Regions from separate parts of the Mus musculus genome. Here regions 1, 2, 4 and 5 are each linked to region 3. The links are chromatin loops, found by intact Hi-C in ENCODE. Cell type or tissue: left cerebral cortex. All regions are shown on one strand. Links, peaks and the distances in the headings refer to the core of each region. The heading gives the core; the rest is flanking DNA. Region 1 overlaps Elapor2 (endosome-lysosome associated apoptosis and autophagy regulator family member 2). Region 2 has its middle 7.5 kb from the start of Dmtf1. Region 3 has its middle 290 kb from the start of Gm32266. Region 4 has its middle 200 kb from the start of Gm23312. Region 5 overlaps Grm3 (glutamate receptor, metabotropic 3).

Region 1 (6,519 bases), core at 1,067-5,066, 1.2 Mb before region 3:
TGAAATAAACATGTCTGTACTTAAGCTGAGCAAACATAACCTGTCTCTACTGACAAAACTCGGTGGAAGAGCACAATACTGGAATAGATTTTTGAAACATTAGAACTACAAGGAACTGTAGAAACCATCTAAACCACTGTATATATCCTACAGATTCTAGAAAAACAAAACAGAAGAACAAAACATCCTAGTGAAATGAGCTAGATTTCATGAAAGAATCTTTCTTTCTGGAGATGTTAGAAGATTTCTTACTCTTATCTGGAATGGCTCAGTTTAATATTTCTGGTGAGGGGATGGGTGAGGGGACAGTTGTCAAGGTAAAGCTATTTTGTACTCAGATGTACAGAGACTAAGTAAACCTAATCTTCCCTGCTGCTTCAGTTTGTTTTTCAATGTCATCTAGGTGTCACTGTTGACACTGCCTTGCAAAACGTTAATATCAAGGAGGATATGTTCCCAGTGTCACCGAGCCAAGTACCAGATGTTCATTTCTTTTATAAGTAAGTGAAGGTATTTTTTCTTGTGACTATATTTTAAATAAAGAGCTCATATGTCTCAATCTGTGGATTTTAGTTCTTATTCTTGGTTATAATTTCCTAGTGGCAAGAAAGAAAGATAATGTTGCTTCAGGGTGCCTAGCATGACAGCTTGTACTCAATGGACAATAAGAATGTGGGCATTAAGTAGCTTGATAAAAGTGAGAAACAGAATTTTTTGAGAATCTAATTTCACACACACACACACACACCTTGTACATACACACATACCATGAATGCACACACCATGAACACACACACCATGCACACACATCCATACACCATGCATGTATACAACACATACACACACACACACTCACACACACACACCATGTGCATGTGCTCTCTCTCTCAGGAGACTTTGGTTCATTGCCTAAGCAGTAATTACTTCTTATTCATTAACTTGCTTTTTATTCAGCCTGATGTTTTGATACAATTGACTCTTGTTTCCCTCAAAAACTTTCATTGTGATTAAAATCATAATAATTTTACTAAATGCCTTAATGATGGTCATCTTCATACAGGTGGTGAAAGTCAATATACTGAATTTGTGTCAAGTTAGAAATTAGAAACCTTTAATAATTTTCTCTTTTTGTTTGTTCATGGAGCATGGGAGCCATTCTGTACATGACCCTTGTGTCCTGGTCATCTGTATTGTATTTGGTCTTTAATCTAGTGCCTGCTTTACAACAGGTCTTCCACAGCCACCACATCTTGTATTAATGGACGATCGACTGCTGTGAAGATGAGGTGTAATCCCATGAGACCTGGTGCAGGTGTGATATCAGTCCCCAGGTATTGACTTTTCCTACAGGGCTATTCTGTCAAATTCCTTGTTGGAAGCAAAGCTGTCTGGACTATTGTGGTTAAAACATATTCTTTATGAAATAAAGCCGAATGAGCACAAAAGAAGCAGTGGGTGTACTATAGGAATATGTCAGGGCATGATTCAGATGAATAGGTGCTAGTCACTCATACTGCCTCCCAGCCTCTTACAGGACATCCCCTTTCCCCTTTCCCCTTCAGCAGCTGACTTCCTTCAAAATTACTTAGGCAATAAACAAGGAGTTGCACTGTTTGTATTTTTGTGTTTATCCTCACTGTTTATTGGTCTCCTTGGACTGGATGGGAGTATACCTGTTTCCTAGATCAACAATTAACTGTCTGGACATTGAGGCCTTGGACGAACTAATCTAACCTGTGCCACGATTCCTTTCTCTGCAAGGGAATGAGGTCTTGAAGACAATGCTTAAGTCCATTTTCAAGCCCAGGTTTTTTGAGAAATTGTAGCAGAATCATCAGGATAAATCTGACCAGTAGGACATAATGCAGAATATTCAATTGATTGAAATTGAGGTACCAGCTCTCTGTGGTCTGTATTTGATATATCCTGTTAAATTTTGCTGGAAACACCAAAATATAACTTCTAGGCTTTGAAAACTATTCATTTAAATACAGCCTGCCATTCCCACGAAGGACACCTAAGTATCTCAGTATTTTCAGGATGTTTAGTTAAGGGACCTTTTGATGATAGTGTGGTTCTATCTAAATCATTTAAATAAGAAAATTATTTAGATTTTTTGCAACCTCACTTAAAAGTGATTTAAAGCTCTCCTGTTTATGCTACAGGTGGATTAGAAAATGCTACCCTATACCTGAAACTACTGTGTATTCTAGCAACAATTGTACACAGTAATGTTGGCTTATTTTGGGAGATATAGGTACACTAGCCTCGCTTCTCACCAGCGGCTTCTCTGGTTCGCATTGCTCTAATGATTCATTATTTTTTCCCACCTATTGAAGGTGAGAGAAGAATGTGGTGAGAGAACAGAGGAATAGACATGGATAGGGAAATGGGCAAAGATGGATGCTCCTGAGCTACAGAGCATCCTTCTGTTCCCTTGCAGCTGGATTCCCCACAGCCAACTAGAGTCTACGTAAAGACGCATATGAAGATTCCAGAAACAGACACACATCTCATCACTCTGGGGATCGGCTGGGTAGTTTGAGTTGTGGTGCTCATTACATTCACTATAGTCCTCATGAGGTCCTTTTCCAGATTTTGTAATTAACCTCTCTGGGTCTGGTCTTCCAAGTCCATCTGGATGGCTTTAAAGGTTCCTTGCCAGGTCTCTGACTCAAGCAGATGGTATCCTAATGACCGGGTATGGCCTGTAGAAAATAAATCGGTTTCTACTCTGCCAGGGCGGATTTTGATTTCTCACCATAAATAAAATACAGCCTCATGGGGTTAAAGGGTGGCATCTCATGAGCAGAAGAATATAAAGTTTCTCTTTTTGACTTCCAGCTTTACCTCTAAGGGAACTTTACCGTGTTCACCAGGGTTTCTCTGGATTGCCTGAAGAAGAAACCTTAGAATATCTATTGTTAAAATTTATTTCTGAATCTCTGGGTGTTGAACACTGGAGTATTTCTAAAAATAGAAGGCAACTGAAAACCATACTAAAATCGGAGGGCTGTTTCTATTGACCTGACATACCATAGATTTTACATGCTCTACTTTCCTGAGACAGATTCTCTATTCTTTAGTACTATTGTTTACATCTTGGCCTTCTGAAATGCTGATTTAAAATGCAGTATTCATGGCAGAGTTTGGCACACAGATCTTGATAAAAATTCATTTGTAGCTGTGATAATGTGCATACAGACAACTGCTCTCGGAAGCTATACTGAGTCCCCCAGTCAAATGTTAAGACTTTCAGTTTTCTCTTGAGTGAATTTCCCATCAGGGCACAAGGGGGAGCGCAAGGATCAGCCCAAGAAAACCAGTAGCTTGCTTGTCCTCAAATAATTAGGGTTTTCACTGAAGGGCGGAATAAAGATTTCCAACTATCAGGGAAGTAATAGACAGGTTTCTTATTCTACTTTTGAGGACGACTTATTGTTGCATCTTTTTTCGAAGCTTTAAAATATCCAAGAAAAAGATGCTAACCAGACAGTTGGACTTCAGATGGTGTTGACCAAGAAGTCAGAATGAGACCTGACAGCAGTGCCACATCAGGAATTATTCTTGGCCAACCATGTGAAAATGACTTCAGGATTAGTAATAGTCAGCAGGGTCTTTGAAGCTTGGTGGTCAGGAAAACTTTCAAAAGCCCCTTCAGCTCTTAAAAAGTGAAGTCTGGACAGGGAGAAGAGATTTTCTGCTGTATTTTCTGCATGAGTGTGTACTTGAGAGGGAAGATGTTATCTGGACTTCAGTTTTATCTGTGATCAGAAACTTCAACCTTTCCGCTTGATCTGGAAAAATGCAAGTATAGAGTGCCTAATTCCAAAAAGTGTCTGGAGGAGTTGGAGTAATGTAGGTGAAAACTTTACAGTGTGGCATCTCGGGCAAACGAAATCTGACAGCCTCAGTTGTTTCTGAGGTATTTTTTATCTAATGAAGTTTGCTCCTTGGGTACAGACTAAGTTTCCTCTGCAAGGGACAGCTAATACCTCTAAATAAATCTGCATAGATAAGTTCACCCCCTGGCTTCTTAAACCTCTGTCAACTTCACAGACGGATGGACATGAAGCTGAAGGTACCGATTGTACGGGACAGTGCATACCTGAGCATTATATCTGAGAATTGCCTATTCATGGGCATGAGGCGTTTGCGTTAGTGAAAAGATTACACAAGTACCTTCTTAGAAAGCAGGCATTAAAAGGATGTGATCTGGAAGATCCGTAAGTTAAACATGTTTGCTTCACCAAGTAGGGAGCATCAAGCCTGAGATTGTATAGCTGTTGAGTACCATGCCCGGGATGGAACAACCTCCTAATAGCTCTTGTTCTTTTGGGACAAAAATGCCTTTTCATTGCGATATTTCAAGCCACGGTCCTTCCATGTCTCCTGAGTGGGGATTTGTCAAAAAGCACATTTAATAAAAAAGTAAAGTGGATTTATCCTAGGGTACATCTCAGCAGATCTGCAAGTTGTGTCTTATTTTAACTGACTTGCCTTCTTTAAGCGTTCACCATTAATGTTCATGTAAGAGCACCATTTTCATTTTTCTCTTTACTTCTCGCCAGTTTATGAATGCATTCAACTGCTTCAGTTGGTTTTTAGTCAGTATAAGATTGTTTTGTGAAATCCTCTTGCAGAATCCAAATTCATTTCATGATCATCACAGCCTCTGTGGATGTTGCATCTCACCAAAGGGATGCTTTGCAGTTCTGTCCTGATAGTGTTCAAGAGTTGCGTACTCTAGGGATTTATACCTCAGGTTCAAATTTCGTCTTTATATCAAAGTCATTAGGTTTATTGGTCTCTAATGCAGCATTTGGTTGAGACATCAAAGAGGCCTATTAATGTCAAAAGTCTATCTACTTGAAATTAAGAGTCAGAGATAGCTAAATGAGTTTTTTATCTCTTTCCTCTGATTCTTTACAGAAAGATAATAGATATCCAAATTTGAAAATCAAGATAACACAAAAGATTAAGACAAAATATGTTTCTAGAACAGAAATGTACTGACACATATAAAAGCTTTATGAACATTTGAAAATACAAAAAAAAAAAAAATCCAAAAAACAAAAACAAACAAACACACACTGTAATCAAGAAAGGGAAACCTTAGCTGGGCGGTGGTGGCACACGCCTTTAACCCCAGCACTCGGGAGGCAGAGACAGGTGGATTTCTGAGTTCGAGGCCAGCCTGGTCTACAAAGTGAGTTCCAGGACAGCCAGGGCTATAGAAAGAAAGAAAGGGAAACTTTTAATGCAGACATATTAAAATTGTACAATTCGAACATGAATAAGTCATTTTAAGAGATGGTTACAATCACATCACAAAACATTCATACAATTTTAGAATAATTTTTAAATAGAGGTAATAAAACTGAAGTTTTTTTGCCACCAAGAAAAACAATCTATAGATAAAGGAAACTAGGAAGCAAGTTCCCTAATGTGGTCTTGAATAAGTATGAACTTGTGGTAATTAATCTTAGAAGAATTCTTTTGAAAGGGGAATCCATAAAGGTGTGTTTTTAAATTCCTTGTTCTAAGAGTCACATGTAAAAATTACCCTTATGTTAAAATTCTGTTGGCTAGGTTTGAATGTTTGTGTTTCCCAAATTAATATGCTAAAATAACATTACAGTGCTAAATCCCAGCCTAGGGATATTAGAAAGCAGTAGCTTTGAGAGGTGTTTAGCTTATAGTGGTTCTGACAGCGTGAATGAAATGGGTGTTCTTATAAAGGTCCCTAAAGAGCTAGCTAGCCCTATGCCATGTGAGGTCCCTAAAGAACTAGCTAGCCCTATGCCATGTGAGGTCCCTAAAGAACTAGCTAGCCCTATGCCATGTGAGGTCCCTAAAGAGCTAGCTAGCCGTATGCCATGTGAGGTCCCTAAAGAGCTAGCTAGCCCTATGCCATGTGAGGTGTCCCAAAGAGCTAGCTAGCCCTATGCCATGTGAGGTGTCTCAAAGAGCTAGCTAGCCCTATGCCATGTGAGGTCCCTACAAGGCTAGCTAGCCCTATGCCATGTGAGGTCCCTAAGGAGGTAGTTAGCCCTATGCCATGTGAGGTGTCCCAAAGAGCTAGCTAGCCCTATGCCATGTGAGGTGTCCCAAAGAGCTAGCTAGCCCTATGCCATGTGAGGTGTCCCAAAGAGCTAGCTAGCCCTATGCCATGTGAGGTCCCTAAAGAGCTAGCTAGCCCTATGCCATGTGAGGTCCCTAAAGAGCTAGCTAGTCTTGCGCGCGCTCGACTGGCCAGGAAGAACGACGCTGCAACAGGATCCTTCTGCACACGTTTATTGGGAGAGCTTGATTGTAGAGGCGAAAAGACTTCGAGCCCAGAACTGGTGCTGCTTTTATAGGCCTAGGAGGGGCGTGTCTCACACCTGGATTGGTTATGCACTAAGCCTCATTTGCATGTTCCTCATCTGATTGGCTACTCTCTCTCAGTACCTTACAGAACCTCATTATCATACCTCATTTGCATGTCTCACATCTGATTGGTTATACTCTCAGTAC
Region 2 (6,519 bases), core at 1,551-5,550, 1.5 Mb before region 3:
TGAAATTCCCTGCCTATCTTAGGAATAAATGCAATTTAAGAATAAGAATAATCAGAGTAGCTGGTGTATGGCATTATTTTTTTATGGCCCTTGAAATGGGATCCTTCAGATAGGGGTCTTATTTTTTATTTCAAATAAAGTAGAGAAAAAAATTTATTTCTGTCTGGAAAACAGAAAGGCGAGGAAAGATTATTGTTTAAGACAATTTTCTCTGTAGATCTCCAGACAGCTCATTGAGATAGCTCAGCTCTCAAAGACCAAAGCCCAGTCTTTTATTTACATATCAGTTTAGTTATTTACTTCTGCCTCCATTTTGACTAGCCCACAAATCAACATTCCTTGTCCCCAGCCCACTGATTGGAAAAAAAAATGCAGTGGTGGTGGAGGAACAGGGCCCCGGGTTGAGGGAAAAAAAAATGACAACAAGCGCATTTTTTTTTAAACATTGCAAATGAATTCAGAGAACTGCTTACCTTTGTAAGCACAGACAATAAACTTATCTGGGTGGCATCCCATCCAGAGATTACCATTCTGACCCTGCCTGGACCTAAATTCACTGAGCCCCTGACCGACCTTGAACTCAGGAATCCGCCCACCTTTGTATCTGCCGGCTCTTTTTAACTTTCTGAAGAGCTGGCACGTAGTGCAGCTGCCTCGGTTCTTTAAGGTCCATGAAGCCCTTCCTATGATTCATATTGCATCCTTATATTTTGCACAGTCGATAAATTATATATTTTTGAACTCATGTTTTCAGAGTTCATTCCCATAGCCTGAAGGACTGTCCTGAAGGTCACATGTTTACTTTTTTTTTTTTGGCTAAGGACATAGACCTACCCTCACCTCTCAGACTCGTGCTGTTTCTGATTATTATGGAGTCATTAACCTTGGTAGAGAGGACATTCCCCTTTAATCATGTCAGGGAAAATTTTTCCCAATAACTTTGGCTGGGAGACTATTTCCTGAAGGAGAAACATGAACTAATATATCTACATATTTTTATACAAACAAGCCTCGTGCCCAACAATCCTCAACACTCATGGAGACCCACACCCTCCTGGATCTGCTCCAGGGTCGAGAAAACATGTCACACTGTCTCTTCCATGCAGGACCGTGCAGGACTCAACATCACCTGATATTGGGAAGACAAATTCTAGTTTTTACCAACTGCCTTGGATTGGGAGTTTTGACTAAGGAAGCATAACAAAACATGATAAGTCATAATAATGATATTTAAAATGTAAATCTAGCATTACAGTAATACCTCTAGACTTTTAACCTGAATAATTATTATAAAGATTTTCTAGAATGTGATTTGAATTCCAGAATACCTGTCTGTAGTTACACCTACTTTTCTTCTTAGTCAGAGTGCAGTGAGATTATGCATAAGATTTTAAATATACTTGAATTTAAGTAGGGTTTAGGTGTCTTATAGAAAAAATAAAGATGAGAAATATTGCCGTCCCAAGCAGAAATTATGGCATAAAAACATTTACAGCTTACTAATGGCTTTTGCTCTGTGTGATTTCCTGTGTTCCCTGTGTTGGATAAGATTCATGAACGTCATTGTGGATTCAGTGCTGATGGCGTTTCCTCCCTTACTGTTTTCTCTTCTCTTCACCGCTGTCGCCACCCCCACTCCACTTGATTTTGAGACCTGCTCTTCCTCAGAGCTGAGACTGTTGTTGAAGTCAGGATCCTCTTGCCTCAGTCTCCTGAATGCTAGTGTTACAGGCACAGGTCCCCATATACGTTAACTTTCTCTTTTTAAAAGTTAAGTCATTAATATAAAAGTATCTGGACTACGAAGGTGTGGATTCTGTTTCATGTTCTTTACTATGTATTCAAACATGGAAGTAGATGGTATGTTACAGACAAAAGATATTTTTCAAAGTAAAAGGAAAATCCTCTGTAATTTTTCTTTCTGTACAGTGTATGAATCCTGTTACTATGCTGTTGGCATCCCAAAGCTTTGGGGGAACTGATGGGGACCCTAATGCTTGTGCAGCAATGAGCAGTTTGCTCTGTGCAGCCCCCACCTCACTCTGGCTCAGATTCTCCAGGAAGGCTTTCCTCTGGGCTGTAAATGAATTCCAGCCCAAAACCCTTTTTCTCCAAATCCTTTTTTGTGTCTCTGTCTCATTTCTATACTCTAATTCTTTAACCTGGGGGAAAAAAAAACCTCCCTTTGCCCTTTTCAGTTCCTTTTCTTTTGCAGTAGATGATGCTGAGAGTGATTGGGTTATTAAGAAAGAAAATTGTTGAAACATGTTCCAGTTGTTCAACAACTGGAAAATTTCAGTTGTCATGGGAATGGAGGTCTAAGGTTTCATACACTTCTATCCAGTGAGGAGTAAAGCAGGGATAGTATGAAATTATACTGTACACAGAGAACATCAGGCCTTGCTGAGAAAGGATTGAAGCAGAGCCTAGAAAAATGAGCACAAATATCACAAAAGGGGCTGGGAGATGGAAGATGTTTGTCCGTAATAGTGCAATAAAAACATATTTATAGAAAGTTACTTTCCTATATAGCACAAAATAACAATGGCACACCTCATGCAAGTGATAGATCAAGTCCTGTTCAGATATTACCTGACTTTAAAATTTATTTGCCTTTGGAAAGAACATAAGATCAACCATCTTGCTAAATTCTTTTAGTATGAATGTATGAAGCCCTATGACTTAATATGACTTAGTATAACCATGAAGCACTTAATTTAGTATTAATGTATGAGCGCTCTCTCTCTCTCTCTCTTTCACACACACACACACTGTATGTGTTCAATCCTGTACAGAATGTTTCTGGACCTTAGTTATCTATCTTAAGATTTTATGCCCATTAATAAGTAATTCCCATTTCCTCTTTCCCTCAATCCCTTGTGACTACAATATTGCTCTTTGATTTTATGAATCTTTGATTCTACAAGTTTGACTATTTTAGACACTTTATTTAAGTACAATAATGTATTTGTTTCTGTGGCTGACTAACTTCATTTTGCATCATATATGCAAAGTTTATCCATGTTGTTAGATGTTGCAGAACTTCCTTCTTTTTAAAGGCACTATATCACTTCTCAGCCTTTTGTCTAAGATCAAGTGTGGTATCTGTTCTTATCAGTTTAAAGAACAGTATTCGTAAGACTAGAGCTGAGCACATGCCCTGACAGAGCCAAGAAGATATATCACCCACCTCTATCATGTGAGAGCTTTAATTTGCCAGCATATGACACAATATTTCAACTTATTGGATAGTTAAAAAAATTGTCTTTAACTAAAGAATTAGAAAAAAACTAAACATTTTTTGCAGTAGTACCTGTCTGCAGAACACAGTCTTTATTTATTTATTTATTATTTATTATTTTTTTATTATTGGGTATGTATTTCATTTACATTTCCAATGCTATCCCAAAAGTCCCCCACACCCTCCCACACCCACTCCCCCACCCACCCACTCCCACCTCTTGGCCCTGGCGTTCCCCTGTACTGAGGCATATAAAGTCTGCACGACCAATGGGCCTCTCTTTCCAGTGATGGCCGACCAGGCCATCTTCTGATATATATGCAGCTAGAGACAGGCGGGGTACTGGTTAGTTCATATTGTTGCAGAACACAGTCTTTTTTGTTTTTTTTTTTTTGAGTATCACCATATTAAGAAAGAAAATAAATGCTGTCATTTACTATTTTTCAAAAGGAAGGTCAGTTTTAACAGTATGTCACATCTGCTGGTTAATTCTTGTTGATTAGATGTGACATTTTAAAGCATATCATTTAACCAGCAGGTGTCTCCATTGTTCAGTGAGATCTTTTTCAGAGTAGTAGCATTACCAGTAGATGGAATTATGGAGGCTTGAATTGCTAGTGATATGTATAGAACAGAAAAGAACTCAGGCCCAAACTCAATAATAAAACCCTAAGAGTAGGTCTTGTGCTCTGAATCCAAATAAGGCAAAGATGTGTTGCAGATTGCTGCTCATTTCTTTCAGTCCGTTTCATGTGCAGCAGAAGAGAAGGAAGTGGGTGCCTTCACCGCTTTTAGGAGCTCACACGTTTATGATATGTGTACTCACTCATTCTATTTAGCAGATATTCCTGAGAACCTCCTTAGTGCTGAGCATTATTTTAGACACAGAGACTATGGTTACACTCAAGATAGATGAAAATTCTGCCTTCATAGCATCTACATTCTAGGGGACAGCTCACATTGTGACATGTTGCTGGTAGTTTTTGGCTGTCTGCTTTGTGTTACCACTTGGTTGCATGTGCACACACGCCCAGGAACTATCTTGGATCTGCAGATGAAAGACACACACACACACACACACACACACACACACACACACACACACACGATCATTGTAACCTGCCTTATTGGCTCTGTGTCTGGGCTCTCTATCTTTCCCTTACCTTTACTCCTAGCACAACACCTATAATCCTCCCTCAAATTAGCTGCCCAGTTATCTTTCCTCCTAGCTCAACACCTCTAAATCTGCTCTCAGTTTGGTTGTCCAGTTACCTTTACTCTTAGCTCAACACCTTAAAATCTGCCCTTCGCTTGGTCGCCTATTTACCTTCTCTTAAGCCCATGGGCCACTTTCCTTTTACACCTACATTTTGGAAGATCTTCCCTGCAGCTCCGAGTCTGTTCTGTCCCTCTCCCCACTAAGTATCTCAATTCTCCTCTTCTCTCATAGCCTGCAGGAACCTGGATATCTGTCCTCTTTCTTTCTGCCCAGTCATTAGCCACTGGCATCTTTATTGATTGATCAAGAACCAATTGGAGACAAGGAACTTCAGCATCAGTACTCGCAGATTCTTGATTAAATCAGAGTATCAGAACCACTCCTCTACAGTGACATACCTAGATCATACCATGCAATATCTTGTGTTTAAGATGCCAGTTTACTACATCACAGCAACTGTCTATAAACGTTTTCCTAATTAACTTGATGAGAAACGATGACAGTATATGAATCAAATTACTTGCTGCCTTTACATGAAGCCAAACTGCAAATATTAGAAAAGATGGTCAACGTCCATTGCTCTTGTTTAGTTAGGGTATTGTGAGTTGTTGCCTGTCTTCTGAGGTATTAGAGATCATTTGTTTTTACACAAAACATCAATCATGGGACAATAGAACTGTTGTGTTTGATGATGATGACGGTGATGCTGCTGCTGACGTGTGTGTGTGTGTGTGTGTGTGTGTGTGTGTGTGTGTGTGTGCATGTGAGTGTTCTTGTGTGTGTATCATATGTCCAGGGGTGCAAGTGGGTGCATGTGAAGACTGGAGGTCAAGTGTGTTTCTCCATCACTCTCTGTTTTGTTTTTAGCCTGGCTCCCTCACTCACCTGGAGCTCACTAATTTGATTAGACTGACTTGTCAGTGAGCCCAAAGTTCCTCCTCTTTCTGCTTCCTTCACACGCATAGGTACCTATTAGAGGTGCCCTCCCTTAACTCCCTGATATTTTGTTTTGATTTTACATGATAGTGACAGTAAAATTTATAACTTTATACTGTGGCCAGCACTTTACCAACTAAGCCATCTCTGCAAATCTCAACCTGGGTTTTAATACTTCTCTAGTAATTTATGAATGTCTATATTGTATTAAATATAACCATAGTAAATTAAACTTCAAAGCATAATGCTTTTTTACACTGCATATTAAGTAGGTAGTGAAGACAAATAATATACAGTTACCTAATTGAATGATATTGCACTAACAGGATTAGAAATGTGGCATTTCAATGGGCCATCAGTTGAAACTTGAAGAATACACACACTCACACACACACACACACACACACACACAATCATATTTTATAGTTATAGTCATTGTCTCAGTACTACAGCTGTTTGATAAGCCTGGGTAAGGAAATAAGTGACTTCAACAGTAAGGAAAATCGCTAACTTTCCCCTGTATCTATTTATATTTCAAATGAAGGTTTGTAGAACTTTGTTCTTTGTATTGGTTCAACCTGGTGTAGAAAGATAAAAGGCTATCATAGGCACTACCTGAAATAAGGTGGATTTCCTTTCTCTATTCCACTGCACTAGATAGGCTGTGTTTTTGGCTGTTGTTGGCTTGTTTTTACATAGCCTCTTTCGCATGATGCTTTACTCTTTTCTTTAACATTGCCAAAGAATTGTATGAGGTGGTGTCATTCTCTATTAATGACATTATTGATCTTGATTAAACTTTCTTGACTCTCTTCTGAGAGGAAACTCATTCCATCTTAGCATTGCATTGCTAATCAACTGAAGGAAACATATCTAATAATACAACAATGCCCTATACATCATAGCACGTTGTTTGAAGTGGTAACCGTAAGTAAAGTACTCTCTAGTGGCTGACTGATGCAGAGGATATAAGTGAGACTATGTGTCCCTACCTGTCTTTTTTACCATAACAACATTTTGATAAAATTAAGAGTTAGAGAATTTCAGTATTCCTTACCCTTGCACACTGTTGATAGGAATATAAATTAGATTAAGTGTTATAGAGAACAGAATAGATGAAGCA
Region 3 (6,519 bases), core at 1,192-5,191:
TCATATCTTCTTCAAGCTGAATATGGGTGTTGACATATCTTTGAAGAGGTTGTAGGAAGGGTAGGGAAAATGATGGAGTTAGCTGGCCAAATCAGGCCACTCCAATGATTAATTTAGTCTCTGATGTCTGTGTCCTGACTGGATCTCTCTGAAAGTCTAAGACATTAGAGTTCAAGCAGGTCAGTTAGGCATGTCTTACAATAAGACTCACCAAGCCTGTATATTCTTCAGTATATAAATCTCAAAACTAAAGTTTAGAGCCGGGCAGTGGTGGTGCATGCCTTTAATCCCAGCACTTGGGAAGCAGAGGCAGATGCATTTCTGAGTTCGAGGCCAGCCTGGTCTACAAAGTGAGTTCCAGGACAGCCAGGGCTATAAAGAGAAACCCTGTCTGAAAAAAAAAATATTCAAAACTAAAGTTTAGTATCATCAAGATAACTTTTTTGTTTGTTTCTCTTAAATCTAGTTCTTCCGGTAGTTTCCCTTCATTATGTCTGATCCATATTACTCTGGATAGTGTAGAGACACTAATCACCTTTTCTAAAATGCAAAGACAAAAACTTTCTCCCAAATCAGCATATCCTTGAGACAGTAACCAGAAAAAAACTTTATTTAGACTTCTCTCCTAGAGGAATAATATAACCACAAAACTCAAAATCACACCCATTTTGAAAATCGAAACAATCTAAAACAAATGCAGTAAACTAAGATACTGCATGTGCCATTTCTTATCTTGTCAAGCAGGAAAAGACACTCAAGATTCCTGTGGAGCCCACTTTAGCAGAATATGAGCTTCCTGTGGCTGGTTAAACAATCTATACCATCTTTCCATTTGTCTCTCTGCCCAGAGCCACAGACATATTTTATTAATACCTGTATAATATCTGTCTATTGAGCTCTCTACCTGGAGCCACAGACATAGATAAGTAACACCTTTTCAAAGTAGGCAATGATTATCACTGCACTCTGTACTCTGGAGTCAGTGAGTAATATTCCTTATCTTATTCTGAGACAGGCAAAATTTCCCATGTGATTTGGACAGAATCTTAATATAAATTTATCCTAAAAGCAAATAATCCTAATTTTAAATTCACAATTTAATCCCTCTGCCTTAAGAGGCAGGCAAATTCCATCTTCTCCCAACTCAGAGCACCCTGTAATTTTCCACAGTAGGGGTCCTCAGCTCTGCTAGCAGTCTCTTTGTTTCAACTCCCTTGTTAGAGTACATGACTTGTTTTTTTAACACTACCCAGTTACTCACTTAACAAAAGTAAATAAATAAAGTAAAACTCGAACTTTCCGGCTAATAATATTAAATTTCTAGTGGATTCGTGCCCAGCCAGCAAGTTGTTTCACCATCTGTTGCAGGAAGCATTAAAAAAAATGAAGCCACCACCTCTCTGTGGTACCTGATCATGCTTCCGCACTCTTGCAGGCCCACCTACTCTCCAGCCACACTGGACCACAGGGCCAAATCTGGACGGGGCCCCCAAGTTCCTCTCACTACCACACAACCCACGGTCAGCCATCTCTACACTTAATTACTGGTAGTCAAGACTCTTAAATCTTAATTAGCCAATCAGGCTTATGTATTAGTAGAATTACAATTTACAAGATACCAGTAAAATAATTTCAGAGCCAATTGATAATGATAAAACGCTTTATCCCTAATCCCAGCACTTGGGAGGCAGAGGCAGGGAGATATCTGAGTTCGAGGCCAGCCTGGTCTACAGAGTGAGTTCCAGGACAGCCAGAGCTACACAGAGAAACCCTGTCTTGAAAAACAAAAAACAAAAAACCAAACCAAACAAACAAAAAAGCTTTATCCCAATATTTCTAACCTTGTGAAATAATAGCTACTTGTGGCTGGTAAATGCCACTTGAGTACTCGTCCGCAGCTTTCTTCCTTCCTCTTCCTGCTCTGAGATGCTCTGTGTCTCTGCAACTCTTAGCTCTGCCTCCCTTTTCCCTGTCCAATCACATGCCTCCTCTGCATTAATGTTATTGGACAGAGAAAACCCTGTGACATGAATGTAAAACACAAAATGCTTCCTTTGTAGAGATATTTGTTTAGAGTTATAACCATCCTCTTCTCCCATAGAAAATGAGATTTTTCTTTTGGGTATTCTTTATTTTTCAAGAGGTCATCTACTCTTATTTTATAAAAGTATTTTTTGTTCAAAGCCATATTGGCAGTCATCTAGTAAGATATTATGAAGCCAACTGTGCAACATTTCTTCATTTCTGTAGAGAGCTCTTGGTGCTGTTTCAATGATTTTGGTTAGAACTTGACACTGGGCTAGGACAAGGAAGTAAGCTCAGGCATGAATTTCACATTGGACTTGGACAAAGTAGTAGACTCAAGATCTCGATCATCTTGATAAGTCCCTGAATACCATGGGGCCATGTTTATGCCTTGCTTGTTCCTTGACTGCTTTGTTTATGCCTTGTTTGATTCTTGACTACTTTATGTCTTATAACTCGCCATATTATTTTCATGTTCCTAGAATGATATAAAAGCAGACTGGAAAAAAGTAAACCCACTTAATTGCTGGAGCAATACTGTACTGTTGTCTAATTGTCTTTTCATTCTTTAATCCTCACTCCCTCCTTGGAGACCCTGTTGACTAACTGAGCAAGCATGGTCATATATCTGTCTTGTCTTCCTTAAACATAATTAAACCTAAAGTTGGCTAGCTACTCTCTATTTCACCGATGTTTACCAGTGACTGGTTGCTGGGTACATTGAATATCCCCGAGTAGAGAATATTAAGTTGATTGAGTTATTCCACAACACCCCTAGTTTATTAAAATATAAGCATTGGAAATACAAAGCATTGTGGGAAATGACTTTTTAGAGTCAGTCAGTTCTCATTTTTTATTTTGTTTACTCCTAACAAACTGCATATACCTATCCCACATCTAATGCTAAAACAAGGCCCATTTTAGTGTAGAACAATTTTCTGTGATGGGGAAGAATGTGGTTTACTTACACAGGAGAACATCTAACATTTTACACACAGAGAACTGTAGTTCTCAGAAGTGTATTGGAAGACCACAGGCTTTGCATGTGGAAAATGTCAAAATAAATGTTTTGCTTGGTAAAATTAAACATTTTCCTACAATGCTTTGAAACTGGGCCTGTGAATTGATTTGCCTTATATTCAAGTGCCCCCTTGAGGACATGAGCCTAATTACATGGCCAAAAATATCACCTAAATATCAAGTGATGAATTATCAACAAAACGTTTGCAATGGTCAAATGTGTACTAGAATGAAGGCACACTTGTAATAATTCAGGGGACTATTTGTTTCTGATTTTTCTTTGTACTATCTGTTCTTGAGAACAATACTGCAAGAAGAAATTTATCCCAATCAATATTCAGGTGTAAAACTTTTTATGCTATGGATTTATCATTACAATCTGGTAGCTAATTAGACAACTTTGAACTTCTTTCTCGTATTTCAGAGGTGGTGCTCCTGGCCTCGCCATTCACCTAAGCTAGTCCTAGATCTCTGACTGTTTCATGCATGGGCCACACAGGGTTTACTTGCTCTGCTGGTGCTGATGAAAACTTTGTATGTGCAGATTTCAGTGAATGCTGACAGTGATAGCTGCTAGTGTGCCATGTAGACCACCTTATCAAATATAGGAGCTGGTCTGTGCAGATTTCATAATGTCCTCCTTTGAGTTTGAGAATATACACTTCACCTTCTGCCAAAGTATTTTTCTGCCTTATTGTTTCTTGAAATATTCATTATTTGTCTGAAAGTTCCTTTCTTCAAAGGTTTTATATGTTAAATTTTGCATAAAATGTAAAGATATCCATATTATTTTGTCTCTTTTGCTAGCATTCCTGCTTGTAGAAGTGGATAAGGGAAATATTCCACCATCCAAATGAGAAAGAACTAGAGAAACAAGTTATATACTAGAAACATATTTTATTTTCTCAAGCTACTCTTCTTTTAAAACATAGATTATAGACATGCTAGTATCTTAACAAATCTAACCAGTGATGAAATATAGCCAAATTAACGATACATTTTAAAGTAAATTTTATAAAAATAAATTCAGACTGATATTATATTTTGTTTTTCTAATTTAAATGAATTTTGCACCATTAGCTCTATGTCAATATAAACTAATAGTAATTCTAGGCTAGATTTTCTTATGAAACACAAATTATTAAATTAACCCTCAACTACAAATGATGTGTGTCTCCCTTCCTGGTGTTAAATCTGAGTTACAATGTGTTTGGAAGTTTACAGAAGTAAAGTTGTTAAGAATAGGAAGCTATTAAAATGCAGTGTCTCAGAGGTGAAAAATTGGTTAAAATTTAAAAGTTTAAATTAAGAAAGTTAACAAGGACAAACCTGTGAACTATGTGGGATAATTAAAAAAAAAAAGTCAGAAGGAGTATCAAATGGAAGTCAGCTTGGGAGGAGGAGAGAATTCCATTTGAAATGTTAAATACAGCCTAAAGTGACGTTTGTTTCATGGAAAACTGACTGATTTTTTCAAAAGCTACATAAAACATGAAGAGGTTAGAAGTTTTTTGCAGTACTTGAGTAAAATCGAAAGGTGAGCTTCACATACTCAAGGGAAATTGCAGGGGTGCAGGCACGCACTCACACACACACACACACACACACACACGCGCGCACGCGCACACACACACACACACACAGGCACGCACACACACGCACACATGCGCACACACACATGCACGCGCACACACACATGCATGCACACACGCACACACAGGCACGCACAAACACACACACGCATGCACACATGCATGCATGCACGCACACATGCACACACGCACACACACACACACACGCACGCACGCATGCACGCACGCATGCATGCACACATAGTGCCTACTAGAAGAGCAAAATAATCTTCGTTGGGGAGAAACACCTGGGACTAGTGTGGAGAAATGCTTAAGAAAGTTACCTAATGTTGACTGTGATTACTCAAAATACTGATAAATGCAATTTGTTTTAATATTTTGGAATTGAAAATGACAACATTTTTAATACTCAGAGGGGGCTATGTCTTCCTCCTGTTAGCATTGTCTATACTATTCATGGAATTTTCTCCAGTGTTCACAATCTCGGGAATCAATTGGGCCATCTACATATTTTGATTAGTCGTGTGAAAATTAAGAGTTTGCCTTTGAGTTTCAGTTCTGTCTTCAGACTAAATATAAACATTTCCCACAAATAGAATAAAACTACTTTCCAGTTCCAGAAACTCTAAGTCTCTTATTGCCAAAGTGTGAAAATTATTATAGCATACCCTTTGTTATTTACATTGTTATTATAGTAGAAAAACAATAATATGGGGGAGAGGGGTGCACTTCTGTCAATCAGTTTCAAATTTTAAGTTAATTATATTCCATAATATTTAATGTATTTCTGAAAATGAGTAAGAATCCATTAAAGAGCTGTGAAAAAATGTGCTTTGAGATGCAAGTGTTTGTAAGTTAAATGACATATTTATTTTCCATTAAGATCCTAATAGACTACATCACAGAAAAGACTTCCTCATAAGATAACTTTCTGATTTCAGCATAACCTTTAAAGGCTTATCTTAACTTTGAAAAAAGGCACTTCAAGATTTTTAAAGCAAAATTCATGTTCCTTATCTCCATAAAATATAATAGTGAATGGACAAATCTGCTTTATCTTAATGAGGTGGAGTATAACTGGAGCAATAACTCATTATAATGAACATAATAGAGCAACAGTCTCAAGGTCTACTCCTCCCCTTGCCCATGTTTGTGCACCTGTGTGTGTGTATATTTGTGTATGTGTGTATGTGTGTGTGTGTATGGTTCTGTGTGTGTGTGTGTTTGTGTTGTGTTATATGTGGTGTTGAATTTCATAATTATCTTTTTCATTAACAGCCATCAATCTTAACTAAGTGTGGAGATTCTAAGGAACACCACAGTCTCTAACCATCTTAATTAAATGCAGAGTCAGTTTTCCCATGTTCACACCATTGAGGTCAGTTCACCCACAGTCCCAGCAATCAGGGCCAACTCTATTGTGCTTTCCAAGTGAGGTGAGGGAGGGACCTGATCTCCAGATTTCTCAGACATCAACATGGTTCCTGGCAGCCACCAAAACCAAGATCGTCACCTGATGGTAACAGAGCCCCTCTGCTGCAAGACCACAGACTCAGACATGGCCCACAGTGGCAGCACACACCAGGGCATTATAACCAACTTCTCTGGCATTCTTGGCTGGCTACTCACATCAGGTTGTTCCTCACTACCCTCAAGTCTCTTCATTGTGCCCATAACCTTCTGCTTCTTTTTCCTTCCGTTTTACCAGCACTTAATTGGCTTATATTAATGGCCCCTAGAACCTTGAGGTTCCTGGGGTCATCTCTTGCCTGATCTGTGTGGAACCTGGCAGGGGTCATCGCAGGTGTGATGTATATACCTTGGGCCCATGTTGCGCTGGGCTGGGGGTCATCTCAGTCTTGCTCCCCACTCACTAATTTTC
Region 4 (6,519 bases), core at 951-4,950, 680 kb before region 3:
AGAAAGTGATAGGTGCTATATATACATAAATTAGATAGATAATTAAATGGGAAGTATTCAATATTCTTTCAATGGTGTCAAGCATAAATATCAGGAGATTGGAATTTATTGTGTATGATTTTATATACTAAGACTGTCTATCACCACAAAGCCTTTTCCTATATTTATGTTATAATATGCTACTATTTAGAAAATCTTTGTAAATAGCAAACAGTCTTGTTTTATCATGTGAGATCATTCTGCTTTATTTTCCAAGCACAATTTATTTGCTTTAAAAAAATATTACCTGTGGCAGGCTTTATAATGTTTCCATAAATGTAGAGCTCTAAATTTTATGAAAGGTTTTCTGAGACCTATTTACTGGGAGACATAGTTCCTTCCATATTCATTGCAAATAAGATTTGTAATGAGTACCTGAAGTAAACAAAAAATTGTAAATGTGATTCACAAATAAACAACTTGGTTAAAATCCTAAAGGAAATCACAAGGAGGGTGCCATGGTATTAGTTATACTGGACTTTTAAAAAAATCTGGGATCTTAATTGTCATGAACCTCCCTTGTCAGCTGCTGCTTTTTTCTCTCCTCTCAAACACTGATTCCTTTATGACAGCATATTAGGTCCGACTTGTGAAATCCAGCATGCTGGGCTCACCCAAGAATTTCTAGTTCACAAAGTCAGCACAGAAACGAAATAGAAAGAATAAAGTTCCATGCTTGTCATGTGCCATTATTATATAAAGTTTCTTAACATTCACTCCTAGAAGATCCCGATAATATTAAAAAGGAGGCACTGTCCTGCTTATATCACCAGGAGGGGACTGCGACATTTGCATTTGTAGTGTTTCATAGGGAAAGCCTGAGAATAGAGTTTACTTTAGGAACCAGATACTAGCTTTATCCTTAGTGCAAAGTACGGTCTGTGGGGACTCCTTGGAAGACTTTTGACAAATGCAGACTTCAGGACTTGCCTTATAGATGCTGTATCAACTGGGGTCAGGGCAGCTGGTTTTCACAAGCTCCCAAACATAATAACATCTTTTCCCTTAGAGTTAATGTCTTGTTCTATTTACATATGAGGCATACAGGATTTTTTTCCTAGGGTAGAAAACTCAGAATAAATTAGACAATAAAGCCACTCTGTGATATGAAGACGAACACAGTAAACAGATCTTGGGAAAATAAATAATGGTTCACTTGATTTGCATTAGCTGAGAAAATGTGTTGTTTATATTTACCCATTCCCTTCCAAAGAATGATAACACTGTTTTGGGTTTTATATGTCCTTTAAAACTAGTGGAAATTAATATTTCACATATGGGTGGTATCAACAATTTTATAATAATTGTGGTTTTGTTATCGATCACTTTAAAAACTTGCTGATCAAAATTCTGATAGCAAATAATTTTTATTTTACTTTATTAAAGATAATTGCAAAATAGCCATGTAAGATGTAAGAGGTGGGGTGGTAGATGCTCACATAACGTTTTGATGGATTATAATCAACTACTTTCTACAGAGTACTTTTTCTAGACATTTATCATAGCCAAGTAAATCTCTGTATACAGTCCCTCGTATTCAATGTTTATCTTCATACTAAGCTGGTTTTCTTTTATAATCAGTAGTTTAGTGAATTTTACAACTAGCACCACAAATGTGTCTTTTAAAATAATTTTCATGACAATAAATTTGGAACCGGGATTAGGTGTTTGCTTAGAGATAATGAAAAAAAATCAATGCTGGATCTTCTGTAACTTTCAGTTACATAATATCAAGTTGAGTTCATGTTTATTTTGGTCAATGCAGCAAGCAGGTGTAGCCTGAAGATAGGCTAGAATGAACCAAATTAAGTAAAATGTCTCTTTACATAACTATTTCCCTAAATACCGTAAAATCTTTCTAGTATGCCTATTACTAAATAATTTTTACACGTTGGGGAACATTCAAGGAAACAAATAAGATAGATATTTTTAATTTAAAATTTCTTAATAACTATTCAGATAGGAGGATGTGTGAATTGTTGCTTACAATTTTATTTTTCTTTAAAGCAAAGCCCTAATTTTTTATCACTACTAAAGAGCCCATTCCCTGAATTACCAAGGATAAAAATTGTCATATATCTGACACAAACACTGATATATCATTTGTTAACACAGGGAACTTTGGTTTGGTAAACATTTGAGACCAAGCCTTAAAAACAGTGACTTTCAATAAATTTTGTCTTATTTTGAAAGGAAGGTGATTTTGCTCAATTAGCAATTTAAAACTCCTTTTAAAGGGTCAAATACCTTAATAGGCACATCGTATAATTATGGGCCAAGGGTACAGTGTTAAGTGCTGAAGCAATGGGAAAATGTAATGACAATGTTTTTGCTACCAAATAGCCTCCTTCTTCATATGGTAGAGTAGGGTTATTCAAGGATGCTTAGGTCAAGTATCAAGGGGGTACAAATGGATTCAGAGTCCATGCAGTATTTGTAAGAATATAATTGTGAAGATAAAAGTAAGAGTGATTGTTGCAGTCCAATGAATGAAGAAATTATGTGCCCAGAGTCTCTCAGGGTAGGTTGCATTAGAATAACAGAAAGCTGTTGTTTATAGATGGATGTGATGGGTCTTATGTTGGATAGAAGAAGAGAAATGGACCAGATTGTAACAACTTCTTGAATGTTAACTATAGGTGAATTTTAATTTAATATAATTAAAGTATATATAGATAATTATAGATAATTTCTCTAGTCACATGGTAGATTGATTGATTGATTGATTGATTGATTATGTTTTTTGCTAAGCATGCAGATGGCACTTGAAAGGTACCAAGTCACGTGTGAAAAAGCAACCACTAGGTGGCAGAACTGCACTATGATCTCTGGCAGGATACAGATCCTGACCTCTACAAACTCCATTCATTGCGGGTTGGCTCTGGTCTGACTTGAGATAGCTAAGACTGCCCAGCAGCTTCAGTGGCCTCCTTTTATTTTGTTTTTAATTCCCATGGCTATTGAACGAGTGAGCTGCTAAATGAATATTACATGGAAATATATCCTGTTTCTTTGATCATAAATACAATAAAGACACATCAATAGGCCAACACATTTTCATATAATTAACTCCTAACTTAGCAGAATATAAACGTAATTTAAGCTGTAAATCTAATTTTCTTTTGCAGATGTTTTCTGCAACTATTATAGAATGAATCCATCACAATATGGTTCATCATCACAGTAGAAAACAATAGATCTAATGATATTTTGTCAGCAAAGTCTTAGAATTGATTTACTTGTCCAATCTACCAACTGGCTGTTACTGTGTTGTTGATTACACTAACAGTAGATATACTTGACTGCTTTTTGCATTTTATCCTTCTTCTTTTATAGAGCATACTGATAAGGGCTCAAGGAAGCCACAGTAACTTCAAATTTGCCAGTGGAGAAGGAGCTAGTGTGGAGAACAGGTTGCTAAGACTTACTAATTTAAGGTTTAATAGTACAAGGTTTATTTTTCAGTGTAATGTAAATGTATGTTTAAATTTTGACAGCATCTATGTTATGGAGATTTCTTATTCTTTTCTCTTACTTAATGGTACATTGGTCAATTTTATTCATTAGTTAAATAAATTCATTGATTATACATTATTAATTTGATTAACGGTACCTAAACATGATCCTCTGCTGATGTAATTCTTATCTTATTCTGACTTTATATTATTGAACAGTGATAAGATAATTAATACACCAACAATACAATATCTTACAGCCCCAGATGGTTTTCAAGATAGTTTTAGAACTAAATTACAGGACTCATTTATAGACGTTTGCAGTGTACTAAGAGAATTAAGTGGATGACAACTGATTTGAATACATATGCAAAGGTTTGCATACATATAAAAATCCAAATATTCCTTATGAGAGACTTGTGTTAATTCTATCAGCTTGCCTTGTTACTGACCATAAGTCATATAAAGACTGTTAGGACTACATTTGTATTGCTGGAGAGAGTTTTAGACTCCTCAAGACAGAATAATGTACACACACAAACACACACACCACATGCAATAGAATCCTACAGCAACAAGCAACTAGCGACTTTACTTTTCAGATTACTCACAAGTAAAAACAAGCTTTAATATTGACAAAACCAGATTCATTTTGGAAATTGATTATCTGCTCTGTCCTACTGCAGTGTCTGGGACTCGCTATCTTTCGGTTGGAATGCATTTTCAATCAAGACTGAAGTTTCTCTCTATAAAGAACTACTAAAGAAGAAATTAAAGTACTTATGGTGAGTGTGTTCTCTAAGGCTGCAACTCTTCTCTTTCCTTCCATTCTCCTTCTATACTTCCCTTCTCTTTATATTCCTGTGCTTTCTGACAATCTCTCAGGTTTAGGCAAAATTTAAAAAGATTGAGAGAAAAGTACATTTTTGTGCTTTCCCTCCATTTGCTTATACTAAAATCATCATAAGATATCAAAACTTGTGCATATACATATATACATATATATATATTCACAAGTATATTATATATGGTCATACATATATGTATTTGGTTCACGTATATTAGAATTATGTGTGGAAATCATGGTGCTTTGTTCACAGAGAGTCTACAAAGTATTCACTACCCAGAATTATCAATGAGCACATCTCAGTCAGTCTACTGACTTAAAAACAAGCCCACATAGCTTTTGTCATCATATTGTTGTAATGAAGAGGCACCTGAAACAGCTAAATATTTGGCTCATTGCTTTGAAGACAACTGTTCTTGGTCACTTGGTTTCACTCAATGGGGCCCACATGAGATATTGCATCATAGTTGGAACATGTCACGTAGCAAAGCTCAACTTATGGAAACCAGAACCAAAGAAAGGAAGGAAGGCGACAGGATATATCTAACACCTTCAAGGGCAACACTCATGACATAACATTTTTTTCATTAGGCTATATCCTTTAAAAGTTTTCCACTCTCCAATAATGCTAACAGGTCAGTGATTAACTCATTCACAAACATGTATTTGAGGGCATTCAAAACCTAAGCCTTAGAAAACATGTTTTATGAGAACTAGATCTTATTTGTAAAAGCTTCTTGTAATTGTATGTTCTATTCTTCTACTAACAACCAACAGCACAAGCCATTTTTTCCTAGCCATTTCTCATTGTCACAATATACATACAAAGACTGGCTTTAAAATGGAAACCAGAGTGTAACTTAGGTAGAATAAGTTTTATGAATATCCCTGCATTGGAGAGCCTCCTAAGAACTGTACACATTGCATACACACATATATTTGAGTGTGTGTGTATTAGAGCTTAATCTAATTTGGGTGTGCATATTTAACAAACATATTTCATATGTGTGTAATAGAATGTTCTGCAGGCTCATGATACCTATTTATACCATTTTATAGAACTTTAATAGTCATTAAAATCATCACATGGATCCATTCTTTCCTTTGTGGTTGCAAAATGAAGGTATTTTAATTTCATCATTCCGGTTTTTACGTTAATGGTTAGAATACTTCAATAAAGAGGAAATTCATTCAAATTTTATCATTATGTGGTTACCCTCAAGGAATAGATAAAGGCTTTATACATTCTCAATTATTGATCAGTTTTAAAAACAGTATCAGTCAATTATGGCGAATCTTTCAGCAGTTCTCATGGGTTCAAATACTTAAATACACTTATGTTTCAATTCATTGCAGTTTTTATATTTAACGATGCTCTTTTTTTTTCTGCCCTTGTGTGGTGGGAGCTCTTATTGCTGCCTTCTGATTGGTACACTTGTGAGGTTCTTGAGGGAGTCACTGTTAGTTTTGGTGTCTACCATGGTAAGTGCTTCTAGGGAAATTTTGTTCATATCCTGTCTTAGACTGTGAATCAGTCTTGCTTCCCAGACCTGTTTTTTTTTTCCTTTTTTGATTTGTTTTGTTGTTGTTGTTTTACTTTATTTTGTTTAGTAGAAAATAGTGTTTATGATGATTAGAAACCACTATCTGGATACTGAAGACCATCTTCACTGATGCTTGCCTATTGTTTCCAGACTTTCCAGATATGAGAAATATTGTTTTAGAAAGACCAACTTTTTAAACTCACACCAATAATTTCTTTTTTTAATTTTTATTTTTTCCTTTTAGTGAAAATTGACTCTTTTCTCACACAATATAGCTTCATTATAGTTTCTTTTCTCTCTGCTCCTCCCATTTCCTTCTTCCTTCCCTCTCATCCTGATTTATTCCCTTTCTGCCTCTCATTTGTAAAGAATAGGCTTCTAAGACACAACCACAAAACTTAGCAAAAAAGTATAGTATGATAAAACAAAACAACCAGCAAATAAACCTATCACATCAAATTTGGACAAGGTAAACCAACAGAAGGAAAAGAGTCTCAATAAAAGTTACAAGAATCAGAGATCCTGTCATTCCTGTACTCAGGAGTCCCATAGATCTGAAAACTAAAAGATATAAGCAGAGGAGCTGGTGCAGACACTTATAGGCCCTGTGCTTGCTGCTTCCATCTCTGTGGTT
Region 5 (6,519 bases), core at 1,394-5,393, 1.1 Mb before region 3:
TGAGAAGAAGTCATCTCTTTCAAAGTTCTGAAGGAAGGAGATGCTAGTCGGAGGAAACAGGAAATATAAGCTTTAAAGTTGTGCCATGCTTGCTATGTTTGATGGAGGGAAGAAGGCCAGTGTAGTTGATGTGTCAAGAAGGAAGGGAAAGGAATGAAGGGAGACATGAGTATCAAGGAGACTGAACTAGAGTAGGCTTCATGGATTCCACTAACAGGTTTCTTTATTATTCTCTTAACAATGAAAAGTGCTCAGAGCTTATGATTGCATTTTAATTTTTACTTGCTTTATCTTATTTCTAAGTGGAGAATAAGCTTTACTAATACAAGAATGAAGATGAAGATGAATAAAGGCCTAAGATGAGAAATGCAGGTATCAAGGAGTGGTCACATTTGGGTGACTTCTTATTTTAGTTTGTAATTTTTTTAATTTATTATATACAGTGCTCTGCCTATATGTATGACTGCATACCAGAAGAGGGCATCATATATCATTATAGATGGTAATAAGCCACCATGTGGTTGCTGGGAATTGAATTCAGGATCTCTGGAAGAGAGGCCAGCACTTCCAACCCCTGAGTCATCTCTCCAGCCCTGATTTTGTCATTTCTTAAGATAGGATCTCACCATGTTTCCCAGTCTGTCCTGAGCTGACCACTCTTCTTCCATAGCCTTCCACAAGCTCTAAGATTATAGCTGTTCACTATAATGCTGAGCTAGGATTTAGCTTTCAAATTAGTACTAAGAGAGAAGACTCAAGGATGATTACAGGTCTTCATTTAAACAGATTGATAAAAATTAAATAGGAATAACAACCAGAAGAAAAATTAGGACTTTATTTTTAAACATGGAAAAAGGCAACCTTGGGAGGTGTGTGTGTGTGTGGGGGGGGCACCTTCTAGGATTTACCAGAGACCAGGGAGGTGAGAGGTGCTCAGGACTCAAAGGGAGGAACCTTAGATGAAATGCCCAAGCATGAAGAAAGAGAACTTGTAGAGTCCATCTCCAGTAGAAAGACATCAAGTGGAGGGATGGGGTTGCCATCTCACAGTCAAAAACTCTGACCCAGAATTGTTCCTGTCTAAAGGAACTGTAGGGACAAAAATGGAGAACAGACTGAGGGAAAGGAGGTTCAGTGACCAACCCAAATTGGGATACAGCTCAAGAGAACAGCACAATGGAAGCCTGAAGAAGGATGATTAGAGGTCAGAGTTCAGCCAATGGCACGTCGCTATATCACGCTATTATAGACACCTGTCTATGTTTGCATATTCTCTAGTAGATTCCAACTTTCCCGAAAGTGCAGAGCATCAATTTTCTTCCTTCAGTATGTAGGTGCAGAGCTCAACATACAGGAAGACCTTAGTACCTTTCTACTGAATGGATTAATGAACACATGAATTCCACAGCTTCAGAAGACACAACTATTCTCTGACAATGCTCAGAAAAGCCTAGAAATGTTTCCTGGTCCTTCCTGACCCCTAGCCAGATTGTGCTTTAAATTTTCCCTGTGTTAACATGGTAAACTATAAAAGGCAAGCTCATACAGCTTATCTGATGGCATTCATTTAAGAATGATGGATAGCAAGGAAGAGTTTGCCATACAGAAGGGGACTGGGAAGAATAACCGAGCTCTCTTTTCAGTTAATTTCATATTCACAAATAACTGGGAAGTGTAGCTCTGCTCTGACTCACCTCACTGAAAGTGAAAACAGATAGCTGAGTGTTTTCCCAAAGGGATCTAAAACTGAGTGTGGCATAGATGCTAATAGTGTTTTTGCTTAACTTTCAGTAATGTATCATTTTATGGCCTAATATCAATTCTAGGGAGATACATTAAAAGGGTCACATAAAATGGTTAAGGATAGCCAGAACTATACAGAAACCCTGTCTGGAAAAACACAAAACAAAACTAAACAAAACAAAACAAACAAAAAAGGTTAAGTTCCTTGGATAAAGCTATTCTGAATGCACATTGAAAAGTTTCCAGATCTGCTTGTATTTTCAAATTCAGAAAGACACCTTTTTTTTTTTTTTTAAATTTTACTCTTATACTACCACTTTCAATGTCTTTAACTCATATATTCTTACTCTTATTTTACCTACAGGAGTGTCTCAAGTTCATGTGCCTTATTTGTTTGACAAGGCCTTTGACTGTAGCCTCCCCTGGGATTACAGATGTGTGCCACTGTGTCAGATCTTCTGAACCATTTCCTCTTCTCTTTCTTGATTTTTCCTGAAGTGAGCCTTCCTTTTTCTTTCCCTGTCAGCTTAAATATGCCAGTGATTTCTACACGTATATCTAATTTGGCATGATCTCTGCAGGAGAGACCTAAATACTACTTACAGTAACTTATTTTTCTTTTCTTCTGTTTTCATGCCTGTGGTATGCATGTGTGGTGTAAGCATTGGAGGTACATGTCAAGGCCCCAGCTGATGTCAGGGATCTCTTCCATCAGTCTTTTACTGTATTCATTGAAACAGGGTCTCCCAGTGAAATTCATATTCTGCCCATTATGGGTTGTCTCTCTGGCCTGCTTGCTCTGGAAATCCTAAAGAGGGTGAGCCACCACCATTCTTCTGGACATTTTACAGGGTTCTGGGATCTGAACTCCCAACCAAGCTTGTGCAGTATGAGGCCCATTCACTGAGTCATCTTCACAGTATTCCCAGGATGTCAAATCTTGACAAAGGCATGATTTGATGTCTCTTTAACCATGACTGTACCAACAGTAACTTGATGCTTAGCAAGTTTCACGAAGTGTTTGCTGAGAGGCGATGATGGAGGTGGACACTGCTACATTTTTCTTGGTTCTGGCTCATTTAACTACTCATGTTTTGCCTTGCTGGTGTGCCCAGTTCTAAAATCTTACATTTTTTCAAATGACACTTTCTCTGTAAAACAATGTATCCTTCTTGATAGGGGTGTCATCTCCTCTAGAAAATTATGAAGCTCTATCTGGTCTTCATTAAGGCCTTTTTTTTTTTTTTTTTTTTTTTTTTTTTTTTTTTTTTTTTTTTTTTTTGACCTAACAGATATGCAGAATGCAGAGTGATGGAATAGTCCCACTTTGTGGTGAAAAACAATCTCCCTTCCTTCCTTCCTTCCTTCCTTCCTTCCTTCCTTCCTTCCTTCCTTCCTTCCTTCCTTCCTTCTCTCTCTCTCTCTCTCTCTCTCTCTCTCTCTCTCTCTCTCTCTTTCTTCAGTTTGGCATCTTTTCACTATGCTGGGTCATTTTCTTTTTTGTATGTTATTCTGAATCATGAGTTAGCAGTAGATGTAGAGTGTTCAGGAGAAGATTTTTTTCCAGGTTTGCTTGCTTGGGACAGCCCAAATTCTTGTGTGTTCTGGCTTCATTATGCACAGGTTTTTTTTTTTTTGTTTGTTTTTGTTTTTGTTTTTGTTTTTGTTTTTGTTTTTACTGTCAGAAATGACTGAATCAGATGATAAAGTTCCCCTAATGGGTAATGTCAATTCAGATGGGCACAGAAAAGGCATAACCTTTGACAGATTTCAAAGTGCTTAGTGTGCAGAAAAAAAACCCAAAGAATGGCAATATAATATTGCCTATGATGTAAACTCCTTAAAAATTTATATTTTGACGTCATGGTGGAAACTTGGCCAATCTTTCTTCCTTTTAAATAAAGGTAGGGGTTGTTTTGCTTAATAATCTATAAAGTGACATTTGGATTGGACACAGCTCAGACTCAAAAATACCAAGCAAAGATTGGCCCTAGTAAGTAATTATAGTCAAAAATTTCAAGTCATCAGGGGCCCCGATGTGATGAATGGATTCCCAGACACCACAGCTCCCTATTGGCTTGCTCTGTGAAGATGAAATTTCTATTGTATGTACACAGTTTGAGCAGCAGGTGGCGTGTTTGCGACTAACTGTTCTTTCTCTATTCCTGCCTCCTCCTTAGAAATTAAACACCAGGTTTCTGCCAGAAACTGCCCCATTCAGGGTGACATATGATGCTGTTAAAATAAAATATAAAGGTTGGAGGTGATAAGTCCTGAATTGAACATTGGTTTCAAGAAACCACCTCTAAAAGAGTCTAGAAACTAATAGTCCATAATATGATGAAAAGCCCCAGCTGACATCAAAGGAACCTCTTGCCTTCTTTTTAAAGAATTCTGTTTAATGAATAATTCAAGGAGTCCGTGAAACATTCTGGGAAACTTTTGGATGGATATCAGCCGTTCAATTCAAAATTATCCACTCTGGGAAACGGCTGGCACTGAAGGTGGCAAGCCTACTACGTAATTTACACCAGCAATCAAATTGCAATTACAAAGGAGATTAAAACATGACTTTAAAGAGCCTAACTCCACCCTCAGGACTTCTAGCTGTTTGGTAAACATGGCAAAGGAGCCTGTAATTAAAGGAAACCTGTAATTAAAATTTTCGACCCTCTTCAGCTTTGTCAGGGAGACACTCTGAAGGCTTAAAGGGGTAGGAAACAAAGCTTCCTCCTTTCTGGTGGTCTTGAGAAGGTACTTGATGCCTTCAAGAGGATCCCGTTCTTCTACTATTATCAGCTTCATCGTGTGCTGGTTGTCTTTCTTTCAAGTCTGTATTGTTCCCACTGTTCAGGAATAACTTGAAGAATTTGCAAATCCACTGCTGGAGGCTAATTACAAAAGAGATGAGTAACCCCAGGCTGTAATATCAACACAGCCAAGGACTTTACATCACAGACTTTAAGGCATGGACTTCATAAGCAGTCCATACTGTTTTGAGCATGTGCAGGAGGTTTACAGCCAACTTTTCTGATGAGTTTCAGAAAATTATCTATGCTAACAAATGGGAAGAGAGCGAAACCCAAGGCAGAGGGTTAAGCAGGATGGTGCATTGTGCAGGGGTAGCATAATCATTCTCTTTCAAGATCTCCCCTTTAGCAAGCTCCGTGAGAGTTAACTGGCAAGACATCACGGATCTCTGGAGGGTTTGAATTGCCCTGGTATTTTTATTTAATTAGATATTTTCTTTATATACATTTCAAATTTCAAATGCTATCCCGAAAGTTCCCTATACCCTCCCCCCGCCCTGCTCCCCTACCCACCCACTCACACTTCTTGGCCCTGGCATTCCCCTGTACTGGGGCATATAAAGTTTGCAATACCAAGGGGCCTCTCTTGCCAGTGATGGCTGACTAGGCCATCTTCTGCTACATATGCAGCTAGGGCTCTGGGGGTACTGGTTAGTTCATAATGTTGTTCCACCTATAGGGTTGCAGACCCCTTCAGCTCCTTGGGTGCTTTCTCTAGCTTCTCCATTAGGGGCCCTGTGTTCCATCCTATAGATGACTGTGAGCATCCACTTCTGTATTTGCCAGGCACTGGCAAAGCCTCATAGGAGACAGCTATATCAGGGTCCCTTCAGCAAAATCTTGCTGGCATATGCAATAGTGTCTGGGTTTGGTGGCTGATTATGGGATGGATCCCTGAGTGGGGTAGTCTCTGGATAGTCCATCCTTTCGTTTTAGCTCAAAACTTTTGTCTCTGTAACTCCTTTCATGGGTATTTTGTTCCATATTCTAAGGAAGAACGAAATATCCATCCATTGGTCTTCCCTCTTCTTGATTTTCTTGTGTTTTGCAAATTGTATCTTGGGTGTTCTATGTTTCTGGCTAATATCCACTTATTAGTGAGTGCATATCTAATGAGTTCTTTTGTGATTGGGTTACATCACTAAGGATGATATCCTCCAGATACATCCATTTGTCCAAGAATTTCATAAAGTCATTGTTTTTAATAGCTGAGTAGTACTCCATTGTGTAAATGTACCATATTTTCTGTATCCATTCTTCTGTTGAGGGACATCTGGGTTCTTTCCAGCTTCTGGCTATTATAAATAAGGCTGCTATGAACATAGTGGAGCATGTATTCTTATTACCAGTTGGAACTTCTTCTGGGTATATGCCCAGGAGAGGTATTGCTGGATCTTCCAGTAGTATTATGTCTAATTTTCCGAGGAACCTCCAGACTGACTTCCAGAGTGGTTGTACAAGCTTGCAATCCCACCAGCAGTGGAGGAGTGTTCCTCTTTTTCCACATCCTCGCCAGCATCTGCTGTCGCCTGAATTATTTATCTTAGCCATTTTGACTGGTGTGGGGTGGAATCTCAAGGTTGTTTTGATTTGCATTTCCCTGATTAAGGATGTTGAAATTTTTTTCAGGTGCTTCTCAGCCATTCGGTATTCCTCAGTTGAAAATTCTTTGTTTAGCTCTGTATCCCATTTTTTAACGGGGTTATTTGAATTTCTGGAGTCCTGCTTCTTGAGCTCTTTGTATATATTGGATATTAATCCCCTATCAGATTTAGGATTGGTAAAAATCCTTTCCCAATATGTTGGTGGCCTTTTTGTCTTATTGACAGTGTCTTTTGCCTTACAGAAGTTTTGCAATTTTATGAAGTCCCATTTATCAATTCTTGATCTTACAGCACAAGCCATTGCTGTTCTATTCAGGAATTTTTCCCCTGTACCCATATCTTTGAGGCTTTTCCCTACTCTC

The links. Peaks named below come from ENCODE experiments on the same cell type or tissue, not always from the same donor. Only the 100,000 strongest peaks of a DNase experiment are listed, where the experiment ranks them.
Region 1: it touches region 3 in a loop (9-fold over the local background); 10 of 42 quality-filtered maps call a loop at or near these places.
Region 2: it touches region 3 in a loop (9-fold over the local background); 4 of 42 quality-filtered maps call a loop at or near these places.
Region 4: it touches region 3 in a loop (4-fold over the local background); 14 of 42 quality-filtered maps call a loop at or near these places.
Region 5: it touches region 3 in a loop (4-fold over the local background); 4 of 42 quality-filtered maps call a loop at or near these places.

The regions. Positions count from the first base shown.
Region 1 is chr5:9,446,491-9,453,009 of GRCm38, forward strand. It overlaps Elapor2 (endosome-lysosome associated apoptosis and autophagy regulator family member 2), which reads left to right. Exons shown (of 22, transcript NM_172706.4): 17 at 404-500; 18 at 1,230-1,331. Among named protein-coding and RNA genes, the nearest start is that of Mir879, 74 kb to the left of the region's middle. In left cerebral cortex, for the core only: a CTCF peak has its summit at 3,296 (motif pointing right); a DNase peak (open chromatin) is centred at 3,290.
Region 2 is chr5:9,165,997-9,172,515 of GRCm38, forward strand. It overlaps the pseudogene Gm24666. Among named protein-coding and RNA genes, the nearest start is that of Dmtf1, 7.5 kb to the left of the region's middle. In left cerebral cortex, for the core only: a CTCF peak has its summit at 3,780 (motif pointing right); a DNase peak (open chromatin) is centred at 3,830.
Region 3 is chr5:10,630,213-10,636,731 of GRCm38, forward strand. No RefSeq gene overlaps it. Among named protein-coding and RNA genes, the nearest start is that of Gm32266, 290 kb to the right of the region's middle. In left cerebral cortex, for the core only: a CTCF peak has its summit at 3,181 (motif pointing left); a DNase peak (open chromatin) is centred at 3,158; H3K27ac peaks cover 361 bases.
Region 4 is chr5:9,951,994-9,958,512 of GRCm38, forward strand. No RefSeq gene overlaps it. Among named protein-coding and RNA genes, the nearest start is that of Gm23312, 200 kb to the left of the region's middle. In left cerebral cortex, for the core only: a CTCF peak has its summit at 2,846 (motif pointing right); a DNase peak (open chromatin) is centred at 2,869.
Region 5 is chr5:9,537,118-9,543,636 of GRCm38, forward strand. All of the region lies in intron 3 of Grm3 (glutamate receptor, metabotropic 3), which reads right to left. Among named protein-coding and RNA genes, the nearest start is that of Mir879, 160 kb to the left of the region's middle. In left cerebral cortex, for the core only: a CTCF peak has its summit at 3,859; DNase peaks (open chromatin) are centred at 3,921, 4,170 and 4,556; H3K27ac peaks cover 917 bases.